Linked DNA regions of Homo sapiens: region 2 is linked to region 1. Evidence: read pairs that join two places in POLR2A ChIA-PET (ENCODE). Cell type or tissue: K562. All regions are shown on one strand. Region 1 has its middle 5.7 kb from the start of MTF2. Region 2 holds the start of EVI5 (ecotropic viral integration site 5).

The links. ChIA-PET counts read pairs that join two places held together with the same protein. Peaks named below come from ENCODE experiments on the same cell type or tissue, not always from the same donor. Only the 100,000 strongest peaks of a DNase experiment are listed, where the experiment ranks them.
Region 2: POLR2A ChIA-PET joins it to region 1 with 10 read pairs; 4 of 35 experiments call an interaction of 5 or more read pairs at or near these places.

The regions. Positions count from the first base shown.
Region 1 is chr1:93,071,090-93,076,089 of GRCh38, forward strand. No RefSeq gene overlaps it. Among named protein-coding and RNA genes, the nearest start is that of MTF2, 5.7 kb to the right of the region's middle. In K562, no CTCF peak of the experiment used is centred here; no DNase peak of the experiment used is centred here.
Region 2 is chr1:92,782,549-92,787,548 of GRCh38, forward strand. It overlaps EVI5 (ecotropic viral integration site 5), which reads right to left and starts at 2,560. Exons shown (of 20, transcript NM_001350197.2): 1 at 2,288-2,560. RefSeq lists a silencer at 2,141-2,410 and an enhancer at 2,681-2,960. In K562, a CTCF peak has its summit at 2,960; DNase peaks (open chromatin) are centred at 2,253 and 2,633; H3K4me3 peaks cover 2,266 bases.

The sequences.
Region 1 (5,000 bases):
TACCTGTGCTCTACCAATGGAACAACAAAGCAGACAACCGCGCATCTGATTATAGCATGGTTTACTGAATATTTTAAGCCCACTGTTGAGACCTACTGCTCAGAGAAAAAGATTTCTTTCAAAATATTACTGTTCATTGACAATGCACCTAGTTGCCCAGGAGCTCTGATGAAGATGAATGTTGTACAAGGAGATGAATGTTGTTTTCATGCCTGCTAACACAACATCCATTCAGCAGCTGTGAATCAAGGATTAATTTTGACTTTCAAGTCTTATTATTTAAGAAATACATTTTGTAAGGTGATGGCTACCTTAGATAGTGTTTCCTCTGATGTATCTGGGCAAAGTAAATTGAAAACCACCTGGAAAGGATTCACCATTCTAGATGCCATTAAGAATATTCACGATTCAGCTGGGCGCAGTGGTTCACACCTGTAATTCCAGCACTTTGGGAGGCCAAGGTGGGCGGATCATGAGGTCAAGAGATCGAGACCATCCTGGCTAACACAGTGAAACCCCGTCTCTACTAAAAATACAAAAATTAGCCAGGCGTGGCAGTGGGCGCCTGTAGTCCCAGCTACTTGGGAGGCTGAGGCAGGAGAATGGCGTGAACCCGGGAGGCAGAGCTTGCAGTGAGCCGAGATTGCGCCACTGCACTTCAGCCTGGGCGACAGAGCAAGACTTCTTCTCAAAAAAATAAAATAAATAAATAAAAAATAACAAATAAAAAAGAATATTCACGATTCATGGGAGGAGGTCAAAATATCAACATTAACAGGAGTTTGGAAGAAGTTGATCCTAAATTTCATGGATGACTTGGAGGGAGTCCTTCAGTGGAGGAAGTCACTGCAGATGTGGTAGAAAGAGCAAGAGAACTAGAATTAGAAGTGGAGGCTGAAGATATGCCTTAATTGCTACAATCTTATGATCAAACTTGAACAGATGAGGAGTTGCTTCTCATGAATGAGCAAAGAAAGTGGTTTCTTTTTTCTTTTCAAGTATTTTAAAAATTGAAGTAAAATCCAGGTAACATAAAAGTAACCATTTTAAGGTGAATAGTTCAATGGCATTTAGTACATTCACACTTGTGCAATCATCTCCTCTATCTAGTTCCAAAACATTTTCATTACACCAAAGGGAAACCCCATACCCATTAAGCTGTTACTCACTTCTTATCCTTCCCGATATGATTTGGCTCTGGGTCCCCACTCAAATTTCATGTTGAATTGTCATCCCCAGTGTTGGGGGAGGGGCCTGGTGGGAGATGATTGGATCATGGGGGCAGATTTCCCCCTTGCTGTTCTCATGATAGTGAGTTCTCACAAGATCTGATTGTTTAAAAGTATGTAGCACCTTCCCTCTGGCTCTCTCTCTCTATCCCCTGCTGGCCTTGTGAGGATGTGCTTACCTCCCTTTCACCTTTCACCATAATTCCTGAGGCCTCCCTAGCCATGCTTCACATATAGCCTGTGGAACTGTGAGTCAATTAAACCTCTTTTCTTTATAAATTACACAGTCTCAGGTAGATCTTTATGGCAACGTGAGAATGGGCTAACACATCCCCTCCCCCAGCCCTTGGCAATCACTGTTCTAAGGAAAGTGGTTTCTTGAGATGAAACCTACTCCAGTGAAGATGCTGTGAACATTGTTGAAATGACAGGCTGGGCATGGTGCCTCACACCTGTAATCCCAGCACTATGGGAGGCTGAGGTGGGTGGATCACTTGAGGTCAGGAGTTGAAGACCAGCCTGGCTAACATGGTGAAACCCCGTCTCTACTAAAAATACAAAAATTAGCCAGGCATGGTGGCACGTGCCTGTAATCCCAGCTACTCAGGAGGCTGAGGCAGGAGAATCGCTTGAACCTGGGAGGCAGAGGTTGCAGTGAGTGGAGATTGGGCCATTGCACTCCAGTCTAGGTGACAGAGTGAGAGTCCATCTCAAAAAAATAAATAAATAAATTATGAGAAAGGATTTGGAATATTATATAAACTTAGATGATAAAGCAGCAGGGTTTGAGAGGATTGACTCCAATTTTTTTTTTTTTTTTTTTTTGAGACAGGGTCAGCCGGGCATGGTGGCTCATGCCTGTAATCCCATCACTCTGGGAGGCTGAGGTGGGTGGATCGCCTGAGGTCAGGAGTTCGAGACCAGCCTGGCCAACATAATGAAATGCTGTCTCTACTAAAAATACAAAAAATTAGCTGGGTGTGGTGGTAGGCACCTGTAATCCCAGGTACTAGGGAGGCTGAAGCAGTATAATTGCTTGAACCCAGGAGGCGGGGGTTGCAATGAGCCAAGATCACACCATTGCACTCCAGCCTGGGAAACAAGAGCGAAACTCCGCCTCAAAAAAAAAAAAAAAAAAAGTCTCACTCCAGGCTGGAGTGCAGTGGCATGAACACAACTCACTGCAGCCTTGACCTCCCAGGCTCAAGCCATCTTCCCTCCTCAGTCTCCCAAGTATCTGGGACTACTGACATGTAACACCATGCCTAGCTAATTTATTTTTATTATTTTTATTTTTTGTAGTGAAGGGGTCTCGCCATGGTACCTAGGCTGGTCTGGAACTCCTGGACTTAAGTAACCCTTTTGCCTCAACCTTCCAAAGTGCTGGGATTACAGGTGTGAGCCACCTGACCCAGCCAATTTTTGAAAGTTCTACTGTGAGTAAAATGCTATCAAACAGCATCATATGCTACCAAGTAATCTTTTGTGAAAGGAACAGTCAATCGATGTAGCACACTTCATTGTTGTCTTGTTTTAAGAAATTGCCACAGCCACCCCACAAACCTTTAGCAATCACCACCCTGATCAGTCAGCAGCCGTCAACATGGAAGCAAGACCCTCCATCAGCAAAAAGACTATGACTTGCTGAAGGCTCAGATAATTTTTAACATTTTTTTTTAGCAATAAAGTATTTTTAAATTAAGATTTGTTTAAAGAAATAATGCTATTGAACACTTAATAGACTACAGTATAGTGTAAACATGACTTTTATATGTACTGAGAAACCAAAAAAATTCATGTGACTATTTGCTTTTTGTGGTGGTCTGCTACCGATCCTGCAGATTAATACAGGTATGCCTGTATTAACAAATCTAGATTGTATCAGTCAGAGTAGGCTAAAATATGCTGGGTAGCAGACAACTCCAAACTGCAGTGGCTAATACAACAAAAGTTTGTTTCACCATTTGAACATTCACATGCAAAAAAAAAATTTTTTTTGAGACAGGGTCTTGCTTTGTTGCCCAGGCTACTGCTCAGTGGCAAGATCACAGCTCACTGCAGCCTCAACCTCCCAGGCTTAATTGATCCTCCCACCTCAGCCTCCAAAGTACCTGGGACTACAAGTGCACACCACCATGCCCAGTTAATTTTTTTTTTTTGTATTTTTTGTAGCGACAGGGTTTTGCCATGTTGCCCAGGGTGGTCTCAAACTCCTGGGCTCAAGCAATCCTCCCACCTCAGCCTCTCAAAGTGTTGGGATTACAGGCAGAAGCCACCACACCCAGCCACAAGAAGATTAATACAGACCTATACCTCTCACACTGTGCACAAAAAATAACTCGAAATGGATCATAGACTTACATATAAGAGCTAAACCTATAAACTTCTGAAGAAAACATAATAGAAAATAGACTTTGGTAAAATAATTCTTAGTTATAACACCAAAAGCATATGGTATTTAAAAAAAGATAAATAGGATTTCATTGAACTTAAAATAAATTTTTTTCCCTTCAAAATACATTAAGCCCTGGCAAGGGTGGCTTGCACCTGTAATCCCAGTTACTTGAGAGGCTGAGGTGGGAGGATGGCTTGAGGCCAAGAGTTCCAGGCCAGCCTGGGCTACATATAGAGATCCCATCTCTAAAAGAATTAAAACAAAATTAGCTGGGAGTGGTGGTGTGCACCTGTAGTCTCAGCTACTTGAGAAGCTAATATGGGAGGATTGCTTGAGCCTAGGAGTTTGAGGTTATGGTGGGCTATGATCAGTGCCACTACACTCCAGGCTGGGCAACAGAGTGAGACCTTGTTTCTGGGGGAAAAAGAAAAGACATCATTATGAAAAATGAAAAGACAAGTCATAAAGTCATAGACAGGAAGACAATATTTGCAAATCATGCTTCTGTTAAAGAACCTAAATCTAGAATATATAAAGAACTCTTACAAGTTGATATAAGAAGATTGTCCAGTTAAAAAATACATAAAATATTTGAGTAGGCACTTCACTAAAGAAGATATAAGAATGGCTAACAAACCAAAGATGCTCAATAGCACTAGCCATTAGGGAAACCACAATGAACCACTTCACTCCCACTGTTTTAAATTATTATAATAATTTTTTTTTTTTTTTTGGCCAGGTGCAGTGGCTCATGCCTGTAATCCCAGCACTTTGGGAGGCCGAGGCAGGCAGATCACAAGGTCAGGAATTTGAGACCAGCCTGACCAACATGGTGAAACCCAGTCTCTACTAAAAATACAAAAATTAGCCGGGCGTGGTGGCACGTGCCTGTAATCCCAGCTATTCAGGAGGCTGAGGCAGGAGAATCGCTTGAACTCAGGAGGCAGAGGTTGCAGTAAGCCAAGATTGTGCCACTGCACTCCAGCCTGGGTGACAGAGAGAGACTCCATCTAAAAAAAAAAAAAATTATTATTTTTTTAGAGACAAGGTTTCACTGTATTGCCCTGGCTGGTCTCAAACTTCTGGGCTCAAGCAATCCTCCAGCCTTGGCCTCCCAAAGTGCTAGGATTACAGGTGTGAGCCACCATGCCTAGCAATCCCTACTGTTATGAGTGAAATCAGAAAGATAGACAAGTATCAGTGAGGATATTGGGAAACTGGAAGGCTTACATATTGCTTACACTTTGGAAAACAGTTTGGCAGTATCTTAAAATGTTAAACATAAACTTATCATACAACTCTGTAATTCCACTTCTAGGGATCTACTCAAGAAAAATAAAAAACGAATGTCCATACAAAGATTTGTACACAAATGT
Region 2 (5,000 bases), 290 kb before region 1:
CACACTGATATATTACTGTACCTCTACTAGACTAGCAAAAAAAATTTCAACTGACAAGCACCAGCAAGGATGTGGGGTAACCGGAACATTCCCTGCTAATTGGTAGAACCACTTTGGGAAAATGTTCAACAATTTCTAATACTAGAGTTTTATCACCCACGTACCTATAAAACCAACAATGCCACTCCTACGTACATACTCCAATCTAGTAATGTCCTATTTCTTGATCTTTGGTGGTTCACTTAGTAAAAATTCATTACCTGCGATGTTTTTTGTTTTTGTTTTTTTTGAAAGACGGTCTCACTCTGCCGCTCAGGCTGGAGTGCAGTGGCATGATCAAGGCTCACTGCAACTTCGACCTCCCCGGCTTTGGTGATCCTCCCACCTCAGCCTCCTGGGTAGCTCGGACTACCAGCGCACACAACCACACCCAGCTAATTTTTGTATTTTTAGTAGAAAATGGGGTTTTGCCACGTTGCCCTGGCTGGTCTCAAACTCCTGGGCTCAAGTGATCCACCTGCCTCTGCCTCCCAAAATGCTAGGATCACATGCGTGAGCCACCGCACCCAGACCACCTGCACATTTAGAATTGTGAACTTTTTCTCTATACTTCAATAACTTAGTTCTAAGATTTATTTGACACAAAGTTCTCGGAAATCGTAGTTATCATTTTAGAACAGAAAAAAGACCACCTGGGCCAGGTGCGCTGGCTCACGCCTGTAATCCCAGCACTTTCGAAGGCCGAGGCGGGCAGATCATTTGAGGTCAGGAGTTCGAGACCAGCCTGACCAACACGGTGAAACCCCGTTTCTACTAAAAATACAAAAAAAAAAAAATTAGCCGGGCGTGGTGATGTACGCCTGTAATCCCAGCTACTCGGGAGGCTGAGGCAGGAGAATATATCCAGCCTAGGCAACAGAGTGAGACTCAGCCTTAAAAAAAAAAAAAAAAAAAAAAAAGAAAAGAAAAGAAAAGAAAAAGAAGGCCGGGCACGGTGGCTCACGCCTGTAACCCCAACACTTTGGGAGGCTGAGGCGGGTGGAACACGAGGTCAAGAGATCAAGACCATCGTGGCCAACATGGTGAAACCTCATCTCTACTAAAAATACAAAAATTAGCTGGGAGTGGTGGCGCGCGCCTGTAGTCCCAGCTACTCGCGGGGCTGAGGCAGGAGAATTGCTTAAACGCAGGAGGTGGAGGTTGCAGTGAACCAACGTCGCCACTGCACTCCAGTCTGGCGACAGAGCGAGACTCCCTGTCAAAAAAAAAAAAAAAAAAGAAAAGAAAAGAAAAAGAAAAAGAGCTTCTGGTACACTGGTGAAATTCTACTAACAAAATTTTAAAACAAAAAAAGTTACTTACATCAGCTCAGAACAAAGATTAAAAACTACCAGCAGATCACTTTTCTTTAACTTCAGTAAGCACTGGAATTCATTCTTTCGGCAAAGAAAGGAGTTTATTATTCAACACTGTAACCCAAAGAAAAGATACCACTTCAAGAAAATACTTCTTTTCGAAAGCAGCTCTACCAGCAATAGATAGGAGGAAAGCGAGGAAACCATTCCAAAAGGCTTGGTTTAACTCTTGGGTGAAAGGATGCCAAATGAGATGATCTAAGAAGCCCCAAAGACAGACAGACAGACAGACACAGGGAAATCACAGCAACTCTTTTGAGTGGAAACACCAACACCACAATCCAACCTACCGGAAATCCTGAGGTTAATTTGAGGCTTGCCCCACTAGTCATAAGGTGATTCAGGAATGGCTACAAACTCTTCTCAAGTTCATTCTGGACCTGGCACATCTGTCTTGCCCATCAGCAGCCTGGAGACACGCCATGCGCAGAATCCCGGAGGCCAAGTAAAGACGCCAACTTTGCAAGTCAGGGGGGCGAGTGCTCTCGCCCCTCAGGTCCCCAAAGGGAACCGACTTCTGGCCTCGAGGGTGGGGTGCAGGGTCAGTGTCCTCCACGGGATTTACGAGGACGTGCCCCCGAAGCTGCTCCGTCCCTCCACCGCCCTGGGACGCCACAGTTAGACCCGCCGACGAGTTTCTTCCCCAGCGCCCACGAGAAGGAGGGCTGCGGGCGGCGGCGGCGGCGACAGGCGAGGAAGCGAGTGCAGGGAACTTAGGCCCTGGCGGGGCCAGGCGCGCCCGCCCCGCTCCCACAGCAAAACTTGCGGCGGCCCCCGCCCGCCGCGCCTCGGCCCAGCTGTGCGCCAGCGGAACACGGACTCACCGCCCGCCCGGCCTCCCGGCCCGCCCGGCCTGGCGCAGCGCCCCTCACCTTGGAAACGTTGAGTAGACTTCGCCGTAAACATTAACTTCCCATCCAGCCGGCAGCCGCGCCGCCGCGTCTCAGCGCCTCGGCCCCGCTCCTGGCTCCACGGGTCGCCCGTCCCGAGTTCCCAAAAGCACCACGCTCACTCAGAAGCTCAGGGCCGCCTCGCGACCCTCACCTACCCCTCCCGGCACCGCCGCTGTCGGAACTGCAGCCAGCCCCTTGCCAGCTGGCCAGCTGGTTCCTCCGGGGTCCGGCCCGGCCGCGTCAGGAGAGCCCAAGGCGCAGGCGCGGGAGGGCCTTAAAGAGACCCGGCAGCCTCTACCGCAGAATGGGTTGGAGCAGGTTAGGGGCCGGGCGGGCCGGCCGAGAAAAGGAGAAGGCGAAGGGATTGGACGGAGTGCAGAGGAGGCGGGGAAATCGCTCTCGCCCTCCGCCTCTCTTTCAAAGCACCAGCCTTCAGTCCTGCAAGTCGCCGACTTCCCCGGCCACTGGAACCGCCCCTTCCATGTTAAAACGGTAGAAGACACACCCCCTCGGGGGCCCGAAGCGACCCCGAGCTTAGGACTGCAGGCCTCGCGCTGCCGCACCGACGCGGAGCCTGACTTTCAGGGCCCTGGCACGCGGTGCTGACGCGCATGCTTCGGAAGGCAGCCCCGAGCTCCCCCAGAGGTGGCCTTAGGGCACTCGCAAAAACAATAATCAACGCGTAAATGACACTTGTAATTGTAATGTACTCTTACACGTGTCTTCGCATTGGGTTTATGCAGACTACTGCAGGGGGCAGAACATGGGCACGAATACGTAAGATTCAGCCGGGCAGCCCTCCAGCGTCAACGAAGACATTCTTAGAAGGAAAGTACTTTGTTTGGGACGGAAACAGCCTATTAATTTCTGGTCCAGGAAAAGCAGGCAAGAAAAAGTAAAAAGGCAATACAGATTACTTTCATTATATGTTTAGAAGTGACAGCCGGGCGCGGTGGCTCACACCTGTAATCCCAACACTTTGGGAGGCCGAGGCGGGCGGATTGCCTGAGGTCAGGAGTTGGAGACCAATCTGGCCAACATGGTGAAACCCCGTCTCTACTAAAAATACAAAAAAAAAAAATAGCCCGGCGTCGTGGCGTGCGCCTGTACTCCCAGCCAAGCTACTCTGGAGGCTGAGGCAGGGGAATTGCTTGAACCACGGAGGTGGAGGTTGCAGTGAGCCAAGATCGCGCCACTGCACTCCAGCCTGGGCGACAGAACGATACTCTGTCTCAAAAAAAAAAAGGGACAAAAATTATAATAATTAGCAGCACAAGAAACTCCGGAATTATTTGTCTAGAAATTAGTATCCCTATTTTTAAATTTAAATTTATAAGACAGAATTCGCAGATGGGTTTCCACTGAACTAAGCATTTCAGAAAAAAAAAAAAAAAAAAACCTTACTTTTTTTTCAACAAGATTAGGAAATACCAAGAAATAGGAAGTAAAGCCATGCCCTCCACCCAGCTAAAAACTTTGAAAACTTGAACTTTTATCTGAGGCATATGTTTGCATAACTTTAGGTTGTGCCATTATTTAAAGAAATTTCAATTAACAATTTTATTGCAACTCAATCCTTGTATAAGAAAACTAAGCTACATCCTTGATAATGTACCTCTCCCCTCTTATATTCCATCCGTCAGCAAATTCTATTGGTTTTTCCCTTACAAATGGTCCTTGAATCTGTCCTCTCCTATTTCCTCCATCACCACCCTAGTCTAGGCTACCTTCACCTGGGGAGTGGGGGTGGAGGGATTACTGACCTAGTCTTCTTGTGGTTTACCCATATTCCCTTTATCCCCTCTCTAATCTCAACACAACAGGCAGAGTGACTTTTTCAAAATAACAGTGTGACCCTGTCACTTCCCAGCCTAAACCACTTAAACACTTTCCCATTCTCTTAGAAAAAACCCTCCTAACTAACCAAGCCCTGAATGGCCAGGTGCCTTGCCCACCTCTCCACCTCTTCTCACTGCTCAGACCAATTCCACCCTGCTGTCTGTGCTCCAGCCACGCTAGCCTCTTTTATTCCCTATTTACCGGCTTCCTGGCCTCAACAGAGCTTTTACTCATGCTTTGCTCTGTGCCCAGAAAGTTCTCCCAGTCCTCATCCTTTGACAACGGCTCTAGTATCCACCTCTGAGAAGCATCTTCTGACCTCCCTATGGTGGTCTCTTACTCCTTTCACATCGCATGAAACTGTAATTGGGTAGTTATATTGGTGAATTTTTTACTATTAGCTCCTTAAGTCCAGGATTTGATTTTGTTTGTTTCATGGTTGTATTTTCATATTTGTTAAATATATATTTGTTCAGTAAATGAAAATTATAGATGCTAAAACTTAAACTAAATTTGGCATAAAGTCAGAGAAAGGTAAAATGTCACCATCTGACATTTGGAATCAGAATCTAAAAACTTCAGTTATGTTAAAACTGATTTTATATCATTTTAGCTGGGTTGTCACAAGATTCTTTGGGTAACCTTTAAAACAGTTCTCAAAGAGCCTTTTGTAAGCACCTGAATTAATAATGATAAGACATGGGATGGCCCACATAAAACTAATAACATTGATTGCTTCAAGAGAGGAAGACTGAGCCAAGCACGGTGGCTCACGCCTATAATCTAAACACTTTGGAAGGCTGAGGCCGGCGGATCATTTAAGATCAGGAGTTTAAGACTAGCCTGAGCAATA